Regions from separate parts of the Mus musculus genome. Here regions 1 and 3 are each linked to region 2. The links are chromatin loops, found by intact Hi-C in ENCODE. Cell type or tissue: left cerebral cortex. All regions are shown on one strand.

Region 1 (8,000 bases), 97 kb before region 2:
AATGTACCACAGTCCTGATGTGTTGGTGTTAACATTGTTCTGTTTGACTTTTGTGTAAAGTAATGCATGCAATCTTGTAATGTGGCCTGAAAACAAGCTAACTGTATTAGAAACTATTCAAAAACTAGGTATTTTTAGTGACCTGTAGGCAGTGGCAAATACAGACATGTGAACCTTGAATACATTACATTTCTCTCAAACACAAAGAAACAAACAAAAAACTTTTCCAGCGTGTTCTCTGCTGCCCTGGAGATGCCGTCACCTTCCACCCGTGTCTGTGTGAGTTGTGGTGTCTTAGTGACTTAGTATGTAGCTCACTCCTTATTCTGAGACATTGTCTGTGGTGTCCCTGAAACATGGTGTCCATGCTGTAACAGTGGAGTGCAGTACATGCCTGAGTACACACAGCAGCTTATAGTATCTGTCGGGTACAAAGAAGAGTAGCTGTTGAGACAGAGAGCTGTGCTTCGTGTCAGAGCCTGTGAACATGCCTTACACTTGTCCAGTAACTGTCAATAAAGAACATTATAAAAGGTCAGCCGTTCACTGTCGTCCTTGCCCAGGTCCTTTAGAATTGCATTCTGCGTGGGAGTTCAGGGTCCTGTTCTGTCAAACATTGAGAAACTGACTTTATTTGGGAAGAACAGGCAAGTTGCACCTGATGATCTTAACCAAGGATCTTGGGGTTATTTTAGAGGCTGGATTAAAACATCCCTTTGTGCCTAGATACTGCTCGCCAAGCCCGAGTTCCCAAGGCTGACTGTTTAAATCGGTGACTAGGATGTTCATGCAGAAATCACAGACTCGATTCTCCCGTTCATGTGGGCACATGCAAACATGCTGAGGATAACTTGATTTCTTGCGGGTTTGTTTCTGAGGCGCTTGTGTTCGTGGACTGCTGAAGCTGATTGATAGTGCCTTTTTAAAGGCTCTTTTGGGTATGCTAAGCACTAATAAAGGAAGCACGGTCTATTAATACATTTTACTAGGTATAGACAGGCTAATGTTACCAACTGGGCCTGTCCTAAAGGAAAGTTGTCAGACACGGTCTTTGGAGTGTCTTCATATAAGGTTGCTTTCACAACTGTTGATGGCACTGTACTGATACTTGGGACGCATCACCCTCTGGGGATGTGACCTCCTCCTGAGCTGCCACTGCTGCTGCTGCTGTTGCCACCACCGCTGCCACCACCAAGTCAGACTCCATAACAGCACTGAGTTCTCAAAACCTTGAGGAATAGACAAGGTGCAAATGCTCCTCACGGAAGGCCGAGGACACTGGCAGTCCTCCATTCTTAATTCCTGACCTCACAGTGGGACCCCGCCCCTGTTCATCATCTCCTCACAATAGGCTAAGGATACTGGCAGTCCTCCACCCTTAATTCCTAACCTCATGGTGGGACACCGCCCCTATTCATCATTTCACTAATCATCATTCCACCCAGCTCCATGACAGCTATAGTGAAAAGTGAGCACAATTTTAAACTTTTGCTCATACAATTGTGTTCATAGAGTAGCATTTAATTCATATAATATATAAATTGAAGAAGTGGCCATGCCTTAAAATTAGATTTTTTTTCTCTTGGAAGTGATTAATCTCTGTTACGAATAATGGATAATTAAAACTTAAGTGGAGCCCTAGCAGTGCAAGATCTATTTGTAAGGTGATGTGAAAGACCATATAGTGAAAACAGATGTAAGAGGGATCTCACACCACAGCTCAAGCAGCAAGACTAGTTTAGTCATTCCTCAGTCATAACCCTCTCTGGAGAAGATTCCAAGAACACAGAAGAGAACGACAGAGGTGTGTACTGCTGGGCTGAGGAAGCACAGTGACGGGACAGTTGCTAAGAACGAGGGCCAGAACAGCTCCTGGAGAGCTGCATGAATGAAATGGGCAGGGTTTCTGTTTTATTAAACTGCAGTGGAAGAAAGGACTGAAAGTCGTGCCTGGAACCTTTTCCCCCACACAGTGGCCTACATGCCAGCCTTCATGCAGTCACCTGTCCTCAGTGTCTGTGGACAGGCAATGCCAGGAATAGAAATCCATGAAAACTGGGACCAGTCACTCAGGGACAGGAACACCTGCAAAAATGTCACCAGACAAGACATTTTGATGGAGTAGTAAACAAGAGGTGGCCCCTGAGAGTATGAGCAAAAGCGGGGTATGTGCATGTAAGAAAATGTCACAGCACCATCATTCTGTACAGTCTGTCTACTAGTGACGTATGTGCTACAAGAGATGGTAAGGGGGAACTGACCGTTTTAGTGAGAGCCTGTGCGCTGCACAGGGCAGGCGTGGTCTTGTAGAAAGCATTTGTTAGACTAAGTGGAAGCACTCACTTTACAGCATAGTCTGAACTGGATCAAATGTCTCAGAGTCACTTTGAAAAATGTTTTGGAATCCTGAGCCCAGGACACTATAAACCTTATCTTTTTCTGTAACAAAGGATAATTTCACCTACATTTGTCCCAAAGTGTTTCTGTGAGTGCTGTTTACTTGTTCAGAATGAGGAGGCATGTGCACCACTGCCTTGGAAGGGTCCAGGCAAGGCTCCTTGGCTTAGAGAGCTATTCTTCATCCTGCCACTGCCTCTGCCTTACATGGTCTCACTGTTTCCCACTTTAAAGAGAGAACAAAATAGCAAAAGTATGGAAATTCTCGTCAACTGAAAAAATCCCAGTGAGTGGACGGTCAGTCGATACAGACATCAGAAAAAGATGGCTACATTAAGAATAATAATGTGGGGGGGGGTGGGGGGGAAGAATAATAATATTGGCTATCCCCATGGGAAACGTTTAACCTGTCACAGTACAGACAGATACTAATTCCAGATGGACCAATCCTAAACATGAACAGATTTTCCTTCAAGACAACAGATTTTTAGAAAACCATAAAGGTGGATCTTACTTCAGGGTTGAGCAACTCAGTAAATTGTTTCCATGAAGTAGAAGAGACAAAGGCAGAACAGCTAATCCACAAACACACAAGTGGTTCATAAACATCCTGATACAAAATAAAACCTGAGTAGGATGATGCTGTACATTGTCCAGAGCTTGCTGGATACCGGCTTGAGGACCATCTACCTTTGTGTTGTGAAGGTCTAGCACCTTGGAGTCCACCATTCCTTCTGATCTAACCAACAAACCCAATTAGTATGCTTGCAGAGGTTCTATGAACCAGTTTTGGAGTTGTTAGATGGATGCTACACAGTGAGTTCTATGTTCAGAGGTGTCACGTTGGGAGTGCAGAGTCATCAGTGGATAGGAGAAATAACCAGGTAACCTCAGGGCCTTGCCTGCCTGAAGGAAAGCACAGCTGGTTCAATGGAACTTTGAAATGTAAAATGGTAAGGTCCCCCAGCACTGCTTAGGTGGTTTTCAGCCGAATGAACTTTCCCGAGCCCTTGCTGTCCTAAAAGGACAGGGTCCACTCGTCTTTGAGCGAGGGACACAGCCTCTTCATAGTTCCTAGGGAGCCTCTCTCTGTGTCTTGGCTTGAAGCAAGAAGCTTCTATGTGCGTACATGTTGCTGACCCCATGCTGGAGTAACTTGTCTGCTGAGCAGGTAACGGGCCAGGCCTTGGGCCTTGTCAAGAGCCTTCCAAGCAGAGTGGAAATTGCCATCTTCTATGGCACAGCATGCTTCAAAAAGAGAAGCTTGTGTTTAATAATGTGCTCTTGCCTCAAATAGTATCACTGTTTTCAGCAAATACCTTGAGGCTCTAGTGGATAAATACCAGGCTGCTTCCTAAGGTCTTCTTCCTCCTTACTTAAAAAATTATGTATGAAGGCATTCTGCTGAATTCCTTTAGTCTCTTATTTCAGCTTCTATTTATTTGGTGTGATAGAAAGGTCTTAATTTAGATCTTCCTGCCACCAGTTCCAAGAAATCCGCCACCAGCTCCAAGTTTCGTGTCCTGAAGTGCCACCCCATTCCAGTGGGGTGAGCCAGCAGCCTCCGAAAAGAGAAAGCAGTGGAACAGATGGGCATTGTACTTCCAGACGCTGGCTGCCACCCAGCGCCAGCAGGACTCCAGCTTTCTTCTATCCTCTGGGGAGGCCACATTGCTTTTGCTTCCAGAGGCACGGCTACCACAGTCTCTAACCTGCCAGACAGAAAACCGAAGCCAAGCCCTCCCTACTTCCTGGGCTTTCAGGCACTGAGGGACAATGCCCTTCATGCTCCTCATCCCACTGTACGTCTGACAGGCCCTGGTTCCTCCACCTTGCAATACCCTAGCTGCCCCCACTGGGAGCAAACCAAGTGGTCCTGGCCACCAGGATGGCTATATAACATTGATCTGCGACTATTCATTGAACCATCAAATATGCCACAGGAGGCACAGTTCTAGTGCCCCAGTTATAACAACAGACAAGAAGAAAGGACTTGAGCATTCCAATAGTGGAGGCTGACGTCAAGTAGGACAGTAAAACACATGATATGTCCCTGGTAATCCCAGAGAAGAATGGGACCAGGAAGGGATAAGGGAGGATGGGGACAGTAGGGTGGGGTAGGGCTCCAGCTTTGAACAGAGGCCAGGGAAGTCAGCACTTGGTAGCAGCCGGGAGGAGGGAGTGGAGGTGGTAGAGTGTCCAGACTTGGAGTCATGAGGGAAGCTGCCAGCGCAGCAAAGCCTGCTAGTGTATTTAGGGGATTCTTCAGGAGTGGGAGCTGTTGTTAGGGACAGTGGGGTGCCTGAGCACAGCAGCCTAACGCCAGCAAGATGGACGCATTCCCACAGAGGACAGTCAGCTTGCTGGCGAGCTCTCCTTAAATGTTAGTACTGCACATGACCTGGCACTCAAGAGACGAGACCTAACAGCTAAGCAGAGACTATTCTGATACACTCTTGTTCTTAACAGCCCCCTGAACTGCTTCTCATCGGTTCCTTGTCATCCAGGCTGGCACAGTTGGTCTGCCCTATACTCACGGCTGTCTGTTCCTGTGTACCCCCTTACACTGGACTTTCTGTATACAGCCGGTGCCTACTCAGCAGTCAGCCCACATCCCGCCACAGTCCTTTCAGTGTGGAGACTTCATAGCCCACCTCACCAAGCATTGGCATTCTCACTTATGGGGGATAAAAACATGTGCCTTGCTCATAGCTGCTCAGTAAACATTTCAAAGTACACAGACTACATAGGATAAAAGCCACAACACAAAACTGGTGGCCTTCACATCTAGGGAGCCTGGCCCTCCTCTGACTTCTCACTGTACCAGACTCAGGATCTTTCCACTGTCTTCCAGCATCATTTTTTTTTAAGATTTATTTATTATTATATGTAAGTACACAGTAGCTGTCTTCAGACACACCAGAAGAGGGAGTCAGATCTTGTTACGGATGGTTGTGAGCCACCATGTGGTTGCTGGGATTTGAACTCTGGACATTCGGAAGAGCAGTTGGGTGCTCTTACCCACTGAGCCATAAACAATTTGGCAATACTAGGCCCACTAATTACAATCATAGCATTTTTTTTTTTTTTTTGGTTTTTCGAGACAGGGTTTCTCTGTGTAGCCCTGGCTGTCCTGGAACTCACTTTGTAGACCAGGCTGGCCTCAAACTCAGAAATTTGCCTGCCTCTGCCTCCCGAGTGCTAGGATTAAAGGCATGCGCCACCATGCCCAGCTTAAGTACCCTTTTCATACCCATTTTACAGATGCAGAAATAAACCTCAAAGTTTAAATAACTTTCCTGAAATAATAACCTGAGTGAGTCTAGGCTTGAACCTGCTGAGCAAACTCACTCACTACTCTAGCCATTCATCTGCTGACTAGTGCTCCCCTCTCAGCCCAGATCAACTTCTCTCCTAAGGAACAGCAGCTAAAGTCACGGAGTGCAGCCCATTGCTGCTTGGCCCACACACAGCTTCCATGGCTTCTGACCCATACAAGGCTGTCTGCATGCTTAGGGAGCTACAGCTTCCTAACCTGTGCTGCTGTCTGTTCTTAGGCTGGTGTGCATTTTTTTCCTGAATCCTTGGCTGCCTCTTCTTCTTGCTTTATTTTCTTTGCACTTTGTTTTTCCATGTATGCCTTTAGCTTGTTCCCATTGGGCTCCTTTTAGCCTCCAAAGCACAGTTGCCTTTATTGCTGATCTGGCTTGGACCTATACATTCTTCACCTGCATGCTCTTCTCTTCCTGCGTTGTTAGATTGTATATTCCAGAGATTCCAGGACATACCAACACTTGTACAGCTGAACTCCCACCAGGGAGACTTGTGACATCAGAGCACACAGTCACTCTACTGAGCTCTAGTGGGTGTGTCATACTGTGTCATCAGGACTTTTCTTTCTACTTCCCTAGGACGAATAATACTGAGCATCTGTTTTTGGGCGTATTTACAGTCAATACATCTTTGTTGAATTACCTGATTAAGTCTTTGATTCATCTTAAAACACAAGTTGTAAATTTTAAGTTATAATAGCTCTTTATACATTCTCGATACAGCTGTTTGGTGGATACACACTACGCAGTTTTCCTCCAACTCTGTGACATGCATTTTCATTTGTTTTCACCGTACTTTGGTTTTTTTTTTTTTAATAAAATTTGTTGTATGTGGGGTGTGTTGCAAGTATACACCCAGGAGCAAGCTCACATGCACATACCATGGTGCACACTTGGAGATCAGAGGTAACCTGTGGAAGCTGGTTCTCTCCTTCCACCGTGTGGGTCCTGAGAATCTACCTCATCACCAGGCCTGGCAGCAAGTGCTGAGACCCACTGAGGGATCTCACTGACACAACATTTTTGTCTTTTGTGTTCACTGGAAATTTCATCTAATGTATGGATCATCTCCCCCCCCCCCTCCCCTCCCCCAGCTTCTCCTAGAAGCTCTTCCCGCACACCCTGAGAGTTTGTGTGCTCTTAAGAATAACAGCCATCCATCGAGTCCATTGGTACTCTCCATGGACTCTTGAGAATGTGAGCATCCACAGTTGACATATCGGGACCACACCCTTAAAAGACAGTATTCTCCCTCTTCCAGCACCTATCAGTTACCAGTAGCTCCTCAGGTAGGGATGGGACTTCATGCCCACCTCCCCTTTCCACTCTTGAATTCCGCTCTGGCTTGAGCTTGTGCAGCTTTTGTGCATACTGCCACAACCACTGTGAGTTCATGTGCACATTCATATTGTGACTAGAACACTTCCCTTACAGTCATCCACCACACCAGGCTCTTCCAAAGTAATCGCTAAGCCTTGGAGGAAGGGTATGATAATAAATGCCATATTTAGGGCTGAGCATTCTACAATCTCTCGGTCGCTACAGATTGACCAGTTGTGGTCTTTGTGTTTATTATCTAACTGCAAATAAAAGCTTCTGTGTAGAGGGTTAGATAATGCACGGATCTATCATTATAAATAAGTCTTTAGGAGTTGGTTCAATACTATATTCATTTCATTAATTAATGGTGGTATATTCTCTCCTAGCCTAGAGTGTTATTTAGTCACAGGTTCTTGATCCCAGTAATGGCGCCAGGTATGGATTTCATTTTGTGGAGTGGGCTTTAAATCCAATTATAATATAAAGTAGTTGTTACTCCTATAACTTTTGTACCAGTATCGCACCAGTGGGCATGTTTTATCAGACTGGTCAATCTCAAGTTTACAACTAGGTAAGATTCATAGATTTTTTTTTTTACAGGTATGTGAGCATGTGTGTGCATGCCTGTATAATATGTAAGGTTGGGTTGGGGCTCCAGAGCAGAAGTCAAATGGCAACCTGCAGGAGTTTTCTCTATTTTTACTGTGAGAATCTAACAATTAAACTGAGGTCATTGGGTATGTGTGGCAAGTGCTTTTAAAGCCACAGTTTACCTGCTGAGTTACCTGTGCAGCTCTAAGAATTTTGAAGTCTTAAAACAGAATTTTGGGCCGGGCGTGGTGGGGCACACCTTTAATCCCAGCACTTGAGAGGCATGTGGATTTCTGAGTTCGAGGCCAGCCTGGTCTACAGAGTGAGTTCCAGGACAGCCAGGACTACACAGAGAAACCC
Region 2 (8,000 bases):
ATGGGTGAGAGACTATTTACTGGAAGAGTATGGGTAATTTACCAGTGGTTATACCACTGAAGAGAACTTCTCCCCCCCTCCCCCCCCCAGAAATCATTACCTGCCCATAGGTCCTCAGGAGGTTTATAAAAAGATTATCATTTTTACAAGCAGTAAAAAAGGACACTCAGTGCGTGCGTAGAGTGAGGACCCCACACATTTCCCTAGGAAAGCCTGGAAGAATATGTTAGTTGCCATGAAGACAGTACAAGGACTTCCCTGGGCAGTCTTGTAAGCTTTGCCGGCAGGAGGAAATGCAATTTTTCCCACTGCCTATCACACAATGCACCCGAAGGAATTGGAATTTCCCCAGGAGTTGCAGGCTGGGTGAAGGAACGGGTCTCAGTGTCTGTCAGAAGAGGAACCTGGCGGAGAGGAAGAGATTTCATACCGTCTGACAACTTGTTAGACCACCTTGCACAAGAGAGGAGCTTAGAGTTTGTTTATGTTGGCTGGGACAGCACGGGCAGTACCTGCTTAACTGAGCTTAGTTCTTGACCTCTATCCACCGGGCCTCCCGTTCCTCTCTTCCTGGTGTAGCTAAGTTGAATAAATCTCTGCATACTCACTACTGTCTGTCTGTTTTTTTTTTTTTTTGTTTGTTTGTTTTGTTTTGTTTTGTTTTGTTTTATCGAGACAGGGTTTCTCTGTGTAGCCCTGGCTATCCTGGACCTCACTTTGTAGACCAGGCTGGCTTCAAAATCAGAAATCCGCCTGCCTCTGCCTCCCAAGTGCTGGGATCAAAGGTGTGAGCCACCACACCTGGCTTACTGTCTGTCATCTTAATGTGTTAGGATTTAAGAGCCCAGGTTTTGATCCAGCAGCTCTGGCAACAACCTCCGAGTGCTGTTTACACCGTGACTCTTTCACATTGTTACATTGTTTAAATGGCTGTACAGTTTTTAGGGTTTTTTTGTTTGTTTGTTTGTTTTTCCCTCAGATGCAGAGAGCTATTAGCTTCACATCCTATTATCTATGTCAGTTTCTATAAGGCCTTCATCTTCCTTTGTTTTATATACACCGATGGACTGCGTCTGAACAGTATGCTGTCACGTACCACACGTTACTCCATCAGCCCCAGTCTGTGGGGACCGAGGGGGAGGGGCTTGGCTTGCAGGCCTGGCACTGTCCAGGGCTGAATTGTGAATTGTTCCCCTTCTTGCCTCACCTGAGGGGCAGAGGTGGTTTAATTCCCAGCCAGGTTCCACCTACTCAACCTAATGGGTTTAAAATAGTGCAGCACTGAGATGATCACTAAACGGGATGCAGGAGCCAGGAAAAACCTTGTTGGCACCTCAACTGGGTCTCTATCACAAAGGAGGTGCAGACTGGACAGCCGGGATACATCTGTCCTTGGCCAGGGTTCAGTAGTCTCCAATTTTCCTTGGTTTTCCGTCCCTTGCCACTGGTTTGTTGTGTCTCTATGTCCAGCTTGCTTTAAGGACATTGGTCATTTCGAATCTGGATCCAGCCCAAAGACCTCATTTTTTGACTTGATGACCTCTGTGAAGATTTACAACACTTTGGTGTGGTGGGAACACTGAGTTGCAAATACACTTGGATTTGAATCCTGTCCTCACTGCTCACAGGTAGTGTCACACCAGGGTGTCACTAGTCACCTGTCTTCTCTCTGTAGAATGGGCTGGGTCATTTTCTGCGGGGACTGGGTGCTCTAGAGCAGGCTGGACGGCAGTGACTGAGGCTAGGGGGATTGTCTTTGCTTTTCCATGTTCTCAGGTAGGATTCTCACGTAAAACCAAAGTTTTAATTTCTGTATCCAGGCACAACTAGTTGGTGCTTCTTCCAGAGGCCACTGCGTCCCTTGGTTGTCACAGGCCATAAATGTGCAGGCCACTTTATAGGTGACATCCATATCCAATACTTGATAGCATTCCCAGCCCAGACATGACAACTCATTGACTGGTGTCAGGTAAGGCTGCCATGGTACGGGTTTGGGAGAGGGGTCCGTCTCTTAGATACAGGGATCAACACTGCCTAAGCTCGAGTGTGCACAGCCTTCAGACTTTGCCTCACACGGAGTGGCTTCCAGCTTGAGCTCTTCCTTGACACCCTGTCATAGATGGCCAGTGTTACCCAGGTTTCCCCTTTACCAGCTTTCAAACATTTGATGGGGATTTTAGTTTTTAGCGTTGTGCTGGAAAAGAATATCTGGTCAATGGGGTGAGAAGCCTGGAGGTGAGGCAGGAGGAGGAACTGGAGAAAGCTTGTGTTTGGGAAGGACCTGGTACTAACTTCTGTGTAAGGGACACTCTTGGACACTTCAGTTTCTTCAGATTAATTACATTGTTTGTGGACTTTAATTAAATTATATCAACAGGGCAGCCAAACGTATGTTTGTCAGACGCTGGAAATGTTTTATATCCGAGGCAGTCTAAAGCAACTTACTTTCCTTCCTGTGCCCTAATTTACTTTAGTTTTTGCCCCCCCCCCCTTTTTTGTAAGTTGAATAGGTGCTTTAGTATATCAGTGGTGTGCTAACTATAGGAGGTTTGTTGGAAATCACCGAAGCCAAGTGTTTCCTAGGATCATACTGCACAGAGACCAGTATTGACTGGTGTTTTTACATTTGTTTATAAGACTGCATCTGTTGCAAAGAGCTTAAGCAAAACGTCAACACCACTATGGTAAAAACCATGTGTAGAAATAAATCCAGTTACTTTTGGTGTGCAACAGTGTATATACTTACACACGAAAATATCTTTATGTATATCCTTTTAAGCTACTAGCTAACGCCATTATTTTAGAATAGGTACAAAATACAATTTTAGCCAGTAGCTGTCTCCTAATTACAAAGTAGCCAGCACAGGGGACTTCAGTGTCAATGGCCCGAGAGGACACCCAGCAGTATTTAGCCAGGCGGAAGACAGTAGAATAAAAAACAAAACAAAAAAACCGAAAGGCAGAATTCCGGTGAAGATTCGACGGTTAAGGCCAAGTGGGCAAATTTAAGAATCGGGAAACCGAGGTGACTTAGGACAGGTAACAATAAAAAAAAAAACAAAAAACAACCCCCCCCCCCAACCCCCTCCGAAAGCCCTGGGGTTGGCGCTGGCTGGGCATTCCGATGGAGAAGCCGGGGAACCGGCGCCCGGGAGCGTGCCCAGCCTGGAAAGTTTCTGCGCGGCCCGCGCGCGGGCACGGTCCGAGTAAGGTGGCGGCCGCGCGCCTGCAGCCGCGGGCGTAATTCCGGAGGTGAGCCGGACGCCAGCGATCGTCCAGGCCTGCGCGGGCCCGGTCGGGATAGGGGCTCGCGACGGCGGCCTCCCAGGGCCGCGAGGTGGGCGGCTTGCCCTCCGCTTCCCTTCCTTCCCGGGCCGCGCGGGCGGGGCTGCGGGCTCGCGGCGCGGGAGCGCGCTGCGCCACGGGGGCGCGCGCTGGCCCGGCCGCAGTCGGCGTGGGAGCGAGCGCGGGGGCGGGGCGAGGCGGCCGCGAGGCGGCAGGCGCTCGCTCGCTCGCTCGCGCACCGGCAGGCCACCGCCTCGCCCCCGTCCCTTCCCTTCCCTTCCCTCCACTCCCCTCCCCCGAGCGAATCACGCGCCCTCCTCTGACACTCATAGCGGGCCCGAGCTCCGAATTTATCCTTCACGTGACCTGAGGGGGGTTGGGTGGTTGGCTGGGGGACGGAGGAGAGAGGGGAAGGAGGGAACGGAATCTGCCGTTACCCGAGCAACAGGCCCCGCCCGCCGGCTTGGGGCCGGGAGGGGCGGGCGGAGGACGTCAGCACGTCAGCCGGGGTTTTGCGTTTTGATTGACAGTTGCTATAGCGACCGGGTCGGTCCGTCGCCATTTTGTTGGTTGGTTTTTTTTTAAACCCTTTCGCTTCCCGCCCGAATAATAATAAAAAGCCCCATTGGAGTGAGGCGGGGGTGGCGGCGGCAACCGCGGCGGGGGGATCCGGGGAGACTGCTGCCGTCGCTGCTGCCGATCGCGGCCCAGGTCGGGCTGAGAAAGCGGACTCCCCGAGCGGGGGTGCGGGCGCCACCGCCGCCGCCGCTTGTGCTGCTGTTCCTGCTGCTGCTGTTGGTGCCGCTGCCGCTGCCGCCGCCGCCGCCGCCGGCGAGCGGGCGGGACCGGTGTGAGTGTGAGGGAGCGTGTGCGAGGGCGAGTGTGCGCGCGGTGAGTGTGCGCGAGTGTCTGTGCGGGATCGGGGGCGGGCGGTCCGGGCTCTCCTGGCGGAGCCGCCGCCGCCGCCGCCGCCGCTCGGGCCCCGGCGCTGCTCGCTGCGCAGCTTCGGAGCGCGCGCCATTTTGTGAGATTTACAAAAATCCTCGTCGGGAAGAAGCGGCCGGCAGCGGCCGCCACTCGGCGCCCGGCCTCGCCGCCGCCGCCGCCCTCCGCACCGGGCCGGGCCGGGCCCCGCCGCCGACACTCGGGGGCCCGGGGACTGCGGTATTTGCCGGGGAGGGGCTGTCGCCTGCCTCCCCGGCCGCGGGCGCCGCCGGCCCCGCCAGCCCGACGGACCCTGAGCCAGCGCGGCTGCGGCGCGGAGCCGGGACGCCGGGGGCGGAGAGAGGCGGCCGGGGCGGCGCTGGCTGCGGAGGCCGCGGCGGGAGCGCGGCGCGGGAGCTCGAGGCTGAGACTCACCGGAGGGAGCGGCGCGAGCGCCCCGCCATCGTCCCGGTGAGTGTCCGCCCCGCCCGGCGCGGCGCGGCCCAGCGCGCGGCTTCTCGGGGCCTGCGAGCCGGGCTCGCCAGGCCTCAAGCGGAGGGAGGGAGGGACCTGCCATCTTAGGAGCGAGCGGGCGGGCGGGCGGGCGGCCCGGGGCCCGGGGAAGAAGGCCTCGTCCCCGAGGAAAGTTGCGGCGGGTGGGACCCGCTGCCTCGGGCCGGGCCGGCGCCAGACCTCCACTGGCTGCCCGGGCGCAGGGGAGGAGGCTGTTCTCCTCCTCCTCCTCCTCTTCCTCCTCATCCTCTGCCCCCAGCTCCTCCCTCGTCCCTCCTCTCGGTCCCCACCGGCGTGCGGAGCGCCGGGGTTCTGGGCAAGGACAATGCACGGGATCAGAAAATGGGGCTGGCGGCCGGGAGGCGAGGACGCAAGGCCCGGCCGGGCCGGGCCGGCGAAGGTCGGCAGCCTGCTGCCTGCGAGGCCCAGTGGGCCCGCGCTCGGGCCTGGGGACCTGGTGTGCTCGGAAGTCGGGCCGCGAGCGCGGGCCACCCAGGGCACCGGAGGGGCCGGGGTGACCTGCATAGCAGCGGGAGGAGACTGGAATTAGAATGGAGACCTGTGTATCGCCTCAAAACTTCAACATCTATTTATAGGCTCAGACCCACTCAGGCTCCAGAGGCCCCAGAGCTGCTGAATATCAGCACTAAGCTAGAGGCCCCTCCCTACCCCGAAATAGTTAAAAATGGCAAAATTCGTGAGTCAGTGACTCCAATGACTTGTCTTGTCTTTGCCCAGCCCTAGATTATGTGACTCCTGTCGTCGAGGTGCAGCATCGTTTGCTTCTTGAGTTCTGCCAAATCCCAAGAAAATATTCCTTGTAACTGTTTGCACACTCATAGATTAGTGCAAGGCCTTTTATATATTACCTCGAATAACCTCCCAGTTGGAAATGCTGCCCATTTTACAGATGAGCAGACTGAGCCTAGAGGTGGGCAGTGACTAGTCCAAGGTCATACAGCCAGTACTCCAGGAGGCCTATGTCAGTTGTTAGCCTGGCTTTCTGTTCATTGGCTCCTAACTTATTATTAAGTACTGTATGATGACTCAGGGCTGTAACCTAGACTGTTTGGGTACAGGTTTTGGTAGAGTTAATTTAGGGTTTGCAGAAGTACAGTTTAGATGAGCCCCTGTAATGAAACTTGTCATGCCCCCCCCCCCCCAGGTAAACTAGTCTGTTTTTCAGTGGAAGAATTGAAACCACTGGTGCATTTTGTTCTTTGCGTTTAACTGTTACAGTGTAGAGTTCTTTTTGCGTATTGATAAGTCATAAAGTTTGGTGTGAAGTTATTTTTTATTTAAATACTTACATTTCTCTTTTGACACTGTACTTTGCACGTTAAGAATAACTATTAGGTATTTTGATTTGAGATGTTAATGTAGTGGAATTATCTTACTTTTTGTTTGTTAAATTTTTTTTAATTGTCTTAAAGAATTACATTTTTAAATAGACTGTAAGTGGGAGACAGGAGCTCAAATTTCACTTGTCAAGGTTTCAGAGGAATAGTGGTTAAGAAGATTTATTTGCATATGTGGATTTTCAGGGTGCTTGTCTTACAGCACCCTGCCCTTCGGAGCTTCTGCCCTAGCACGGCGGTGGTGTCTGTGGTACTGTCCAAAAAGTTAAAACTCTTGTCAGCGTCTATACCAGGTACTCTGTAAAAATGGCAACAGAAAGTTTGTATTTACCTCAGAGAGGCATAAGCTCAGAAATTGTTCTAGAAGGGCTGCTCCTGTGTCTGTAAGGCAAGGACACACATTTTGTATTCCTGGTGGATGATGAAGATTTTGTTGTCTTTTGAAGGAGCAGAGTTGAAGGGATGGTTGTTATCTGTAAGGATAGGAAACTGACTGACTGAGCCAGTGGAGCTTCTTGAAGACACTTTGGTGTGTGACCTGTTAAAATTGTAACCTCTATGCTCTGTGCTATGCCACTGCTATGTGCTAGGAGTTGAAAAATAAAATACCATTCACGAGAACATGGATAGTCAAAAAGACCCTTGGCTAGAGAAGTCTCACTTGAGAGTTCTACTCTGTCACTGAGTTTTCTTCGTGGCTGGACTCCTGTGCTTGTGACTCACAGATGGGAGTGACTGACAGTGTGACAAGTCTGTGCTGTGCAGTGCAGTGACTGAGGGTAAAGCTAAGATGGCTTGTTTCAGACATGGCATGAATTCTGTCATGGGTGTTATTATGTAACTGTCAAGGAAAGAAATACTGTATGTGTTTACTTTGGGTATTACTTTAAACCATTTTTAATAGAAATTTAAATAGCACAGAGATGTTACAGAGTTTATGGTTGGCAAATGTCTGTTCCAGAAAGAAATTTTGTATAGAATCTTGGATGACCAAGAATCATTTTGTACTGCAGGACATAGCTACATAGTATACATAGTTGGACTCCTAGAGGGAGGGCGGGAGGGAGGGAGGGCTTCATTTCTGAATCTCTTGCTACTTGGGGATGCTCTTGTTCGCACCTGCCAGCCAGTGTCCCTCTTCCCAGTAACTTCTCTTCTACCTCTCAAGAAGGAGCTTAGCCCTCAGACCCAGCAAACACCACAAGTTTCCAGAAAGTCTGTCAAGAACATGGCTCAGCACTTGCAGCTGTTAGTTTTAAGAATTCTGTGGTATTTCTAGACAGTAACTTGGCCCTAACACTCTATTTTGTGTTGAGTGTTTTGGTGGGTTTCCTCCATTTGTACTTGTCTACTTTCGACTTGGGAACAGATCTCTTGCTTGGACATAACAGACAGGGTCACCTGTAACTTCACAGTTTGCCTGTCACAGCTGTAGGACCAGAGTAGTAGTGTATGGAGTGGTATGTCTTCTGAAGGCAGGGACCCTGTGCTGTCCTACCCATTGTCATGTTTGATGGCAAGACAGTCTGTGGGAACTCATAACCCAGTGCTCGCATAGGGTGGGATTACAAAATATGGGGATTAAAAATTGGTGTTTAATTACTTGGAAAAACTTATTAAATTATTTTAAGTTACCTAAAGTTGTCCCTAAATGAAGGAATCTTTTGAAATTATGCTTCACCTCAACTTCATAATGTTAAGCTGTTGAGTGTAAAGTCTTCTGTTGGGTACGTGAGAGTTGAATGCAGGTTTCATGTAACTAAAATAAAGGTTCACATTAGCTAGTGCAGGCAAGTGTTATTTTTAAAATTTTAGTTCATATTGACATATAAAAACAAAATTTGACTTGGAAGTACATTGTATTAAACAGCTATGCTTTTTAAAGTTATATTTTGGCTTTGAAATTCTCATTTGAGCATT
Region 3 (8,000 bases), 200 kb before region 2:
CTTTGAGGCACTACATGCACGTGCAAATATGTTCACCTACACATACAACGTGGGCACGCACATGTGAATACCCCCACTACCCTCCCCCAGTACAAAAATAAAAGCAACATTCAATTTCAACACAGATACTCATGGATTTTAAAAGCCATAAGGATTTAAGGCTTGGGTTTTAGAGAAGAGTATTACCCTGCAAAACAATATCAGTTTTACCTCCCCATTGAAGAAATATTAAACTTACTTTTGAGGCCAGTAAGTTAAGCCTAAGGAGTTTAACCAAGATTCGGGAACGAAAGCCCACACAAGATAAAGTACTGCAGGGTAGAGGGTAAGGGGAGAGAGAAGACATGTTAGTGAGGCATGGTCTAGTCTGTAAGGTTCATATACAATAAAGATGCTCCCCAAAGGCCTGCCTCACTCTCTCAAAATTCAGGATCTGTAGCTCCTTATTTGTACCAGTCTTAGAATACTTACCATAATTACCATATTAACACGTTTTTAGTGTCTTAGCTTTTATACTGTACTTTAAAAAGTCTAAGGCTACCACCCAGCACTCCCAGAGACTAAACCACCAACAGAGAGTTTACATGGAGGGATCCATGGGTCCAGATAAGTATCCTGCAGAGATTGGCCTTATCCGACATGATTAGGAGGGAAGGTCCTTGGTCCTGTGGAGGCTTGATGCCCCAGCATAGGGGGATGCTAGAGTGGTGAGGCAGGAGTGGGTGAGTGGGTGGGGGAGCACCCTCATAGAGGCAAAGGGGAGGGGAGAGAGGAGGGATGGGATGGGGGATTTGTGGAGGGGTAACGGGGAAGGGGGATATCATTTGAATTGTAAGCAAATTTAATGATAATTTAAAAAAAGTCTATGGACATATTTCTTAGGAACTTATTGCTAGAATTTGCTCCTGCATTTTACATGCTCATTGTTTCTCCATAGGGAAGAAGTAATTACTTAAGAAGTAGTTGCTTAAAGGGAACTTGTCACCTCTGGTTCTGACTGTCTATGTACAATCTTCTTTCTACCAATACCCAGTCTTGTAGGCTCCTTTTCTGCTGTCTCCGTGTTTTAACAATAGATTCTAAACTTCTCCACATGGACTAACTCGTTTAATCCTCAAAACAGTCCTGAGACGCACATGTATATTTTTATACACAAGAAAGGACTCATTTGTACAAAGGAAGTGGTGGAGACAGGTTTCAGGCTACATCAGCAGTGGTGGGTTTTGTCTTAAGAATGAAGTGTTACAGAGCTTTGTATGCCAAGACTGGAATACAGTAACTCCTGAAGAGATGGTTTGTGCTTTCTGTAAGCTTCTGGTGCCGAACAAAGATGCTTACAGAGATCTTTTCCTTTCTGCATGGTAAGTTGTAGTATTAAAAGATAGCACACAGCAGCACAGCACATGAGGAGGGCTCTTCCTGCTCCTTAATCTCCTCCACCCTATCCCTGTTTTGCTTCCTGGATATGTTTTACTTATCTGTCGTCTCCAAGTATGCAGAAAGCTCAAATGAAGGCAGACAAGGTTTGGTTATTTTACCTTTCCCTGGCCTCTAACACTGTCTGATACATAGTAAGTGCTCAGTAAATTCTTCAATTAGGTTTTGGTTTATCTAACATGCTTGTAGATTCCAATCCTTAAAATCCTCTTTGAATAGTAATTTATAGAAATAAAGGGCAGCTAATGTTTATTAAGCAGCTTCTTTGCATAAATTACCCAAGTTAATACAAGAGTCAAAGGACTTCAGTAGAGTGAAGTCTGCCAGTATACCTGTTCTAATTCCAGTCCTGTTGCTATTTGGCTTTGATCAAGTTACTTAAATTCAGTATTCCCATCTTTAAACTGAGGAAGCAAGGCAGCACCTACTTCACAGGTTCACTTCATGCAAAACACAAAGCTCTCAGGCCAAACAATGATTCCACGAAAGAGCCAGTAACTGTAGCTTCTTCATCCCACTACACTACAGCTAAGCTAGTACTTTTCACTTAAGAATTGGGAAGGATACCTCCACATAGACATTCTGATTTCTATCAAGGACCAGGTTGGATTGTGGGCATTCAATTTTCTACCACTTGATTGCCTCATATCTTCCAAACTATTTGAAGAGGGACTTTGGTTCTGTTTGTTGAGTTGGTCATATTAAGTTTGTTTTTGTTCTTTGTTTTTGTTTTGTTTTGTTTTGTAAGCCTCAGTGGCCTCATCTACAAAATGGAACATTGTGGGCATTAATGCAGATCCCAGACGTTAAGGGTACATTCTTACACCTGACTTCTCTGGCCCATTATCTTCACTCTTCAGCTACAGCATGCTATCCTGGAGCTATAAGCATCTCACTTCCAAACCTTCACAGGCCTTCACTCAGAGACTCTATCCATGGTCCTTCCTGACTTATTCTGATAGAACTGCCAGGGAGTGGCCTGGAGGTAGCTAACCCCAATTTCTAAACCTTCCAAGGCTCTTCCAGGGCACTCATCATGCTCTCTGAACTGTGGGTTTACTATGCTTCTCCACATGACTATGACCTCAAGGATTGGGGCCAGGTTTTATTCACATTAGCATCAAGCCTAGTGCTAAATAAATATTGGAGAGTTCATCTAGAACTGCATACATAAACTGAGCAAACAAACGGTACCCCTTTTAGGACTCGTGAAGAGACACAGGTAGAAAGAATCAACAGTTCATGTGTGTACGTTCTAAGGACAAACACATTATTTCCTGGTTCTCAATACCATTAAGGGCCTTGGCCATCCATCATTCCAGTACTTACTGAAGCCAAATTGTGAGCTTAGGAAAAGAACAAAGCCATAAATCGCTCTTTCTGGCAATGGCGACGGTGAATTTTCCACCATCTTCCCTGTGGCTTTAGACAATCTGTGGAAAAGGAACACAATCGTCGTCAGACATCTCCCCCCGCCCCCCTTCACCAATGGTCTGTTACATAATCTCATCGCTTGCTGCGGACACAGCCACTGCGGATGTTCGCGCGCGCGCGCCACTGCAGCTGAGGGGGCGGCGGGAGCGCGCGCTGCGGGGAAAATGCGCACCTCGGACCCTCTGAGGCGAGGAAGGGGCCCGGGCTGGACAGAGGCCCCGAGTCCTGCCCTCTCATGATGGGCCCTGTCCCAGCCTTCGTGAGGCTCAGAGGAAACAGGAGGCCCGGGACCTTGAGTCCTGCGAGCACCGACGCCCACCCGTCCCCACCCTTCAGCCCCACTCAGTCCAATGCGCAGGCGCGGCTCAGCTACCCCCGCAGCGTGGGCGGAAATTAAAAAAAAAAAAAAACCTGAGGAAAAGCAGAGGCTGGCAGGCGCCCCCGCCGCTTGGCGCAGGCGCACCGCGACCGCAGCGAGGGGGCTAGCACGGTCTCACCACCCACCCCACCGAGCTGAGGGGGCGACGCGGCGACTGCGCATGCGCACCCTAAGCCACGTGACCCGCCCGCCTCAGGAGCCGCGGAGCGTTCGCTCTGCGGGTCTGGTTGACGTGGAGGGCCGGAGGCGTCGGCAGCCCGCGTCTGAGGCTCGCGGGCTGCGGGCCCGGGTGAGTGCAGACCCTGCGCGCGGCGGGGCTCACGGAAGCGTCTGCGCGTCCCGCCGCAGCCGAGATGCCCGGGCATCGGGGCGCTCCACACCTCCCTCCGTGGGTGTGTGGTGAGTGTGGGTGTGCGCGTCGCCGCGCGTCTCGCCGAGCGCCCGCGCGCTGAGGGGGTGTGGCCGCCCTTGCCCTTGTGGGTGTGTTCCCTTTGTCCAGTGACCCTCGGGCGTCCTTAACGGTAGAAGGGGGGTCTTTTGTGTGCGCGTCGCCTGGCGTGCGGGTGACATCCCGGGTCAGGTACCCGTTCCCGCGTTCCGAGCGCTCGGGGACGCGCCTCTGGGTCTGCGGCTGGCCCGCTTTGTTCCTACGCTCTCCCTTCCCTACGACGGCGTGGGCGTCCTTCTCATCCTCTGAGGATGGTGGTTCCCCTCCCACCTTTGTCACTGCCTTCCCTGTGGTGTGCGCGCCCCCTCCTCAGCACCCGCGCGCGCCCGCCCACCCGCCGCTGCGGCAGGCTGCAGTGGCAGGCGCGCGCGTGCGTCCTCGAGGGTCCCCAAAGGTGCGCTGTGTAGGGGCCCTGTGGCGTGCGCGGGGTTGGAATTGCGGTGACGCGCGTGCGCGCTGCCCCTGGTCTGTGTGTGCGCGCCTCTCCCCCCCACCCCCACCCCCGTTTCTGGGAGGACCCGGGAGGGACGCAGAGCTGCCCCCCACCCCACCTCCCCACCTGCAGCCTTTTCCTACGCCTGCGCAGGGCTGCTGCTCCGCAGTGCTGGCGACGTCACTGAGGCCTGGGCTGCCATCTCCTATTGGGGAGGGGACAGACTAGGGGGGTGGGGGGACAAAGGACCAAAATGAAGCCGAGGGTGTGTCGGTACCACTGCACGGTACCTTTCTCAGAAGCTTGTAGTTTCCAGACGTCCTTCAGTTTGCAAATTCTTTCCACCGTTTGTGCTTGTGCCTCTCACCAGGCGATGGCTAACACTGGGTATTGCAGGGTGTTTATAGCAGCCTTTTAAAGCTCTGGACTCTGGCGAGGGATCAAGGGAACAGGGTTGAAATCATACAGGTTTTACTGCTCTCTCCGGGGCAGTTTTCTCACAACCACAGCTCTAGTTAGAACACGTTCTTTCAAGAAATGTGTATTTTATTTTAAGAAAAATGGGTTTGTTATACGGTAAAACTCTCCTAGGGATTCAATTGCCACTACTGTGCTTGTCAGGGGTTTGTGCTTTGCGCTCAAGGGCTGCGGATTGTCTTTCTCTCCTGCTCGGTTTTCTTATTGTTGCTTAATTTTCCTTTTTTCTCTTTTAATTTCTGGAATACTTAGAGATTAAACACAGGTAGATCTAACCAAATCAGGCCATTTTGTTTGTTATATATTTATTTTTTTGCCAAATTTACTTCAGATTCTCCAAAACAAACAAAAACAAAAACAAACAAAAAAAAGCTTAAACATTTTTGGAGATGCTGAGAGTTTGAGCCCCTCCTTACCTAGAGATAGCCACTGTGTTCAGGTTTGTGTGTATCATTTCCATGCATAACTTATAATTTGGTAATGGTGAATATATAAACAATACATAGTATTTGTTTTTAACCAAAGTGATATAAAATTGTGACTTTTTGCAACTTGCTTTTTCACTCAGCATCACGTTTTGAGATTTATATATGAATAAATCGAATAATTGTACTTTCTTTGAATTATTATAAATGTTGGTATAGCACTGCATTGTACTCATTTTGATGGACTTTGGAATTGTTTATAGTCTTTACTCTTTAAAACGGTCCTGCAATAAATATCTCTGTACCTGTTTGCTGTGCACACTTTTGGAGTTTCTCTAGGACATACCCTTAAGCATAATTTTGCTGGGTAGTAGAATATATACATCTTCCACTTAACCAGATATGATAGAAACGTTCAAAGTGGTTGTACCAGTTTTAATGGTCACTGATATGGAGAACACCCATTTCCTCACATGCTTGCTAACAAACTTTTTTTTCCTCTTTTTACTGACCATCTTATTTATGACTTTAGCTTTCTGCTAAATTTGCTTAAAAGACTGCCTTTTGTCTAGCCATGTGACAGCAAATGGGTTAAACTCTCACAGCTGGTTGGTTCGGTCTTTAATGATTTTGGTCCTCATAACATTCATTGAAATGAACAGTTATGTTATCTAATGTTGCTTTGGCTGATGTAAAGATAAGATTTCATGGTATGTTATATGTACCTCCCACACAGCAAGTGAACTGATAGAATTAAAAACACTTTAAAGGTATGATGTTTTTCTTTAAATCCTTTCCTCTTTGATGTAGTACTTGATATATTCAGAATACATGTAACTTATTTATTGACAAACTGTGAAGTAAAACAAATGAACACTTACAAGTCTACCAGTGGGACCAAGAATCAACCTAACCAGTATTGAATATTTCACTTTCAGAGGTGATTATCCTGAATTCATGTTATTCTTGTATTTTAAACATTTTTATCAGATTTTTGTGTATCATTTAGCACTGAATTGTGTGTATAGCTTCTGTGTTTGAGTAAAGCACATTATTCTGGGTATAGTCTTCTGAAACTTACTTTCACTAAATGCTGTGTTTCTAAGTAACTAATACTCCGTAGAGATGTAAGCCATTAATTCTTTACTGCTTGTGTAACGATGGATGAATATAATGCGGTTTACTTCTGTTTCTGTTGGTGGGCATTTTGACTGTTCTGTTTTCCCATAGAAATGTAACCAGCACACCCACTTGGAAGAACTATGGTATAGCTGCAAGTAGGAAAGCAAAAGAATAGTTTAAAATGCTGGAAAGGCCTCTTTTAATTCTAGCACTTCCTCTGTCCACTTATATAGAAAGTGGTATAATTTGTTTTTTTCTGTTAATTTTTAGTGTTTCTAATTACTTTTATTCAACTCAATTGTGTGATAAAACTAGCTATAATACCTACAAAGGTTTGACACCTATTTACTTGTGTGGGTATATGTGCCATGGCACATGCAGGGAGCCTGGAGGACACATGTGGATTGGGGATTGGGCTCTGGTTGTCAGGTTTGGTGGCAAGCACTCCTACCCACTGAGCCAACCTGCTGGCCTAGTTATGTATTTGGAAAAACCATAGTTTTACTTTAAAATGTCCTTTTGATACTCTAGAAATTTATCCTTTGCAATGCTGAACTCTTTCAGATATCGTTAGTAGCTCGAGGGAATTACATAAGTTTCAAAAGCATCTTTAGTGCTTTGTGAATAGATTGGAGTACCCAGCATCATGAGTTATTTAGTAGGAGTGGAACTGCTGGTTTTTAGGGGTATGAATGTTCAACTTTATAAAATGATTTCAAACTGGATCTGAAGTGTTAGTACCAGCTTGTGTTTTTACTTAATAGTTTTGTCAGTTTCTATACTTTGATCAGCGTTATATGAGAGTTTTAGGCAACCTGCAGCCTGTTAAACACTTGTTATCTTAGATCTCTTTGTATTTGCCAGTAGTGCAACATGGTGCATCATTGTGGTTAAAATTTGCATTTATTAATGAGATTGAGACTCTTCACATAGCGTCAGGTGTTTCCCTTGTGTGGAAAACATGGCCCTGTTTTTTCACCTACTTTTAAAGAATACTGAATTGTCTTTTTAAGCTGACAAACTGGGAGCACTTTTTATTAAATGTGCATTGAAAAAACTCAGAGCATGTGACACAAGTTTTCAACCACTAAACTACATTGTACAGCCCAATTCTTAATTTTAATATCCAATGAAAATGTCCCCTGCTTTGGACATACTAAGATGTCCACTGTGTTTCTTTTTAGACATTTTTTAAATGATGCATTTCTCACTTAAATTCATAATCCACCTGTAATCAGTTTTTGTGTATGCTGTGAGCTAGTGACTCATTCATCTTGTCACCTTCTCTGTTGTATATATTGAATTTGACTTCTGTTTACCAGAGTTGTAGCATCTCACTTGCCTGCTGAGTGTTTCTGTGTATGGATCTGTTTCTGGCTTGTCTTTTTGTCACCTCATCTTTATCTGTTGGTACCTATTCTTTCTTAGTTATTACCACTGTAGCTTTACCTGAAATCTGGTGTGTTTGTTTTGGTTTGGTTTTTGGACATAGAGAGGGTCATGTTGTGAAGCACAGTATTTGTTAAATGGTGCCGTGATTCAACCCAGGCAGGGCCTTGAGCGTGCTACTCAGTTACTGTACCACTGAGCTGCATTCTTAGCTGCATTCTTAGCCCTTCAGTAATCTGCCCAGGAAACTCTTGAGTCTCACCTGTTCCTGGACCTTTGACCTTTAAGAATCAGTCTTGAAAAACCCTTTGGGGCTTAAGTGAAGTCAATCCAACCAGTTTTGTGGAGAATTGAAATTGGTTGCTGTTATAAATAATACTTTTTTTCTGCTTTGTATTTTATTTCTCATATTTTGAACTCCATTCTTTTTTTTTTTTTTTGTCATTTGTAATGTTA

Evidence for each region. Peaks named below come from ENCODE experiments on the same cell type or tissue, not always from the same donor. Only the 100,000 strongest peaks of a DNase experiment are listed, where the experiment ranks them.
Region 1: a loop joins it to region 2, with 8 times the contacts of the local background. A loop is called at or near these places in 10 of 42 quality-filtered maps.
Region 3: a loop joins it to region 2, with 18 times the contacts of the local background. A loop is called at or near these places in 4 of 42 quality-filtered maps.

The regions. Positions count from the first base shown.
Region 1 is chr16:94,468,685-94,476,684 of GRCm38, forward strand. Ttc3 (tetratricopeptide repeat domain 3) reads left to right here. Exons shown (of 46, transcript NM_009441.2): 46 at 1-537. Among named protein-coding and RNA genes, the nearest start is that of Gm31323, 4.2 kb to the right of the region's middle. In left cerebral cortex, a CTCF peak has its summit at 3,934; DNase peaks (open chromatin) are centred at 3,970 and 4,608; H3K27ac peaks cover 1,609 bases.
Region 2 is chr16:94,565,855-94,573,854 of GRCm38, forward strand. Dyrk1a (dual-specificity tyrosine-(Y)-phosphorylation regulated kinase 1a) reads left to right here and starts at 4,352. Exons shown (of 12, transcript NM_007890.2): 1 at 4,352-4,680. In left cerebral cortex, no CTCF peak of the experiment used is centred here; DNase peaks (open chromatin) are centred at 3,260, 3,719, 4,555, 4,703 and 3 more places; H3K4me3 peaks cover 3,879 bases; H3K27ac peaks cover 2,650 bases.
Region 3 is chr16:94,367,323-94,375,322 of GRCm38, forward strand. It overlaps Pigp (phosphatidylinositol glycan anchor biosynthesis, class P), which reads right to left and starts at 3,228. Exons shown (of 5, transcript NM_001159618.1): 1 at 3,044-3,228; 2 at 2,767-2,870; 3 at 239-311. The coding sequence starts at 3,108. Ttc3 (tetratricopeptide repeat domain 3) reads left to right here and starts at 3,417. Exons shown (of 46, transcript NM_009441.2): 1 at 3,417-3,539. In left cerebral cortex, CTCF peaks have their summits at 3,137 and 4,508; DNase peaks (open chromatin) are centred at 2,521, 2,983, 3,363, 4,001 and 2 more places; H3K4me3 peaks cover 4,563 bases; H3K27ac peaks cover 2,802 bases.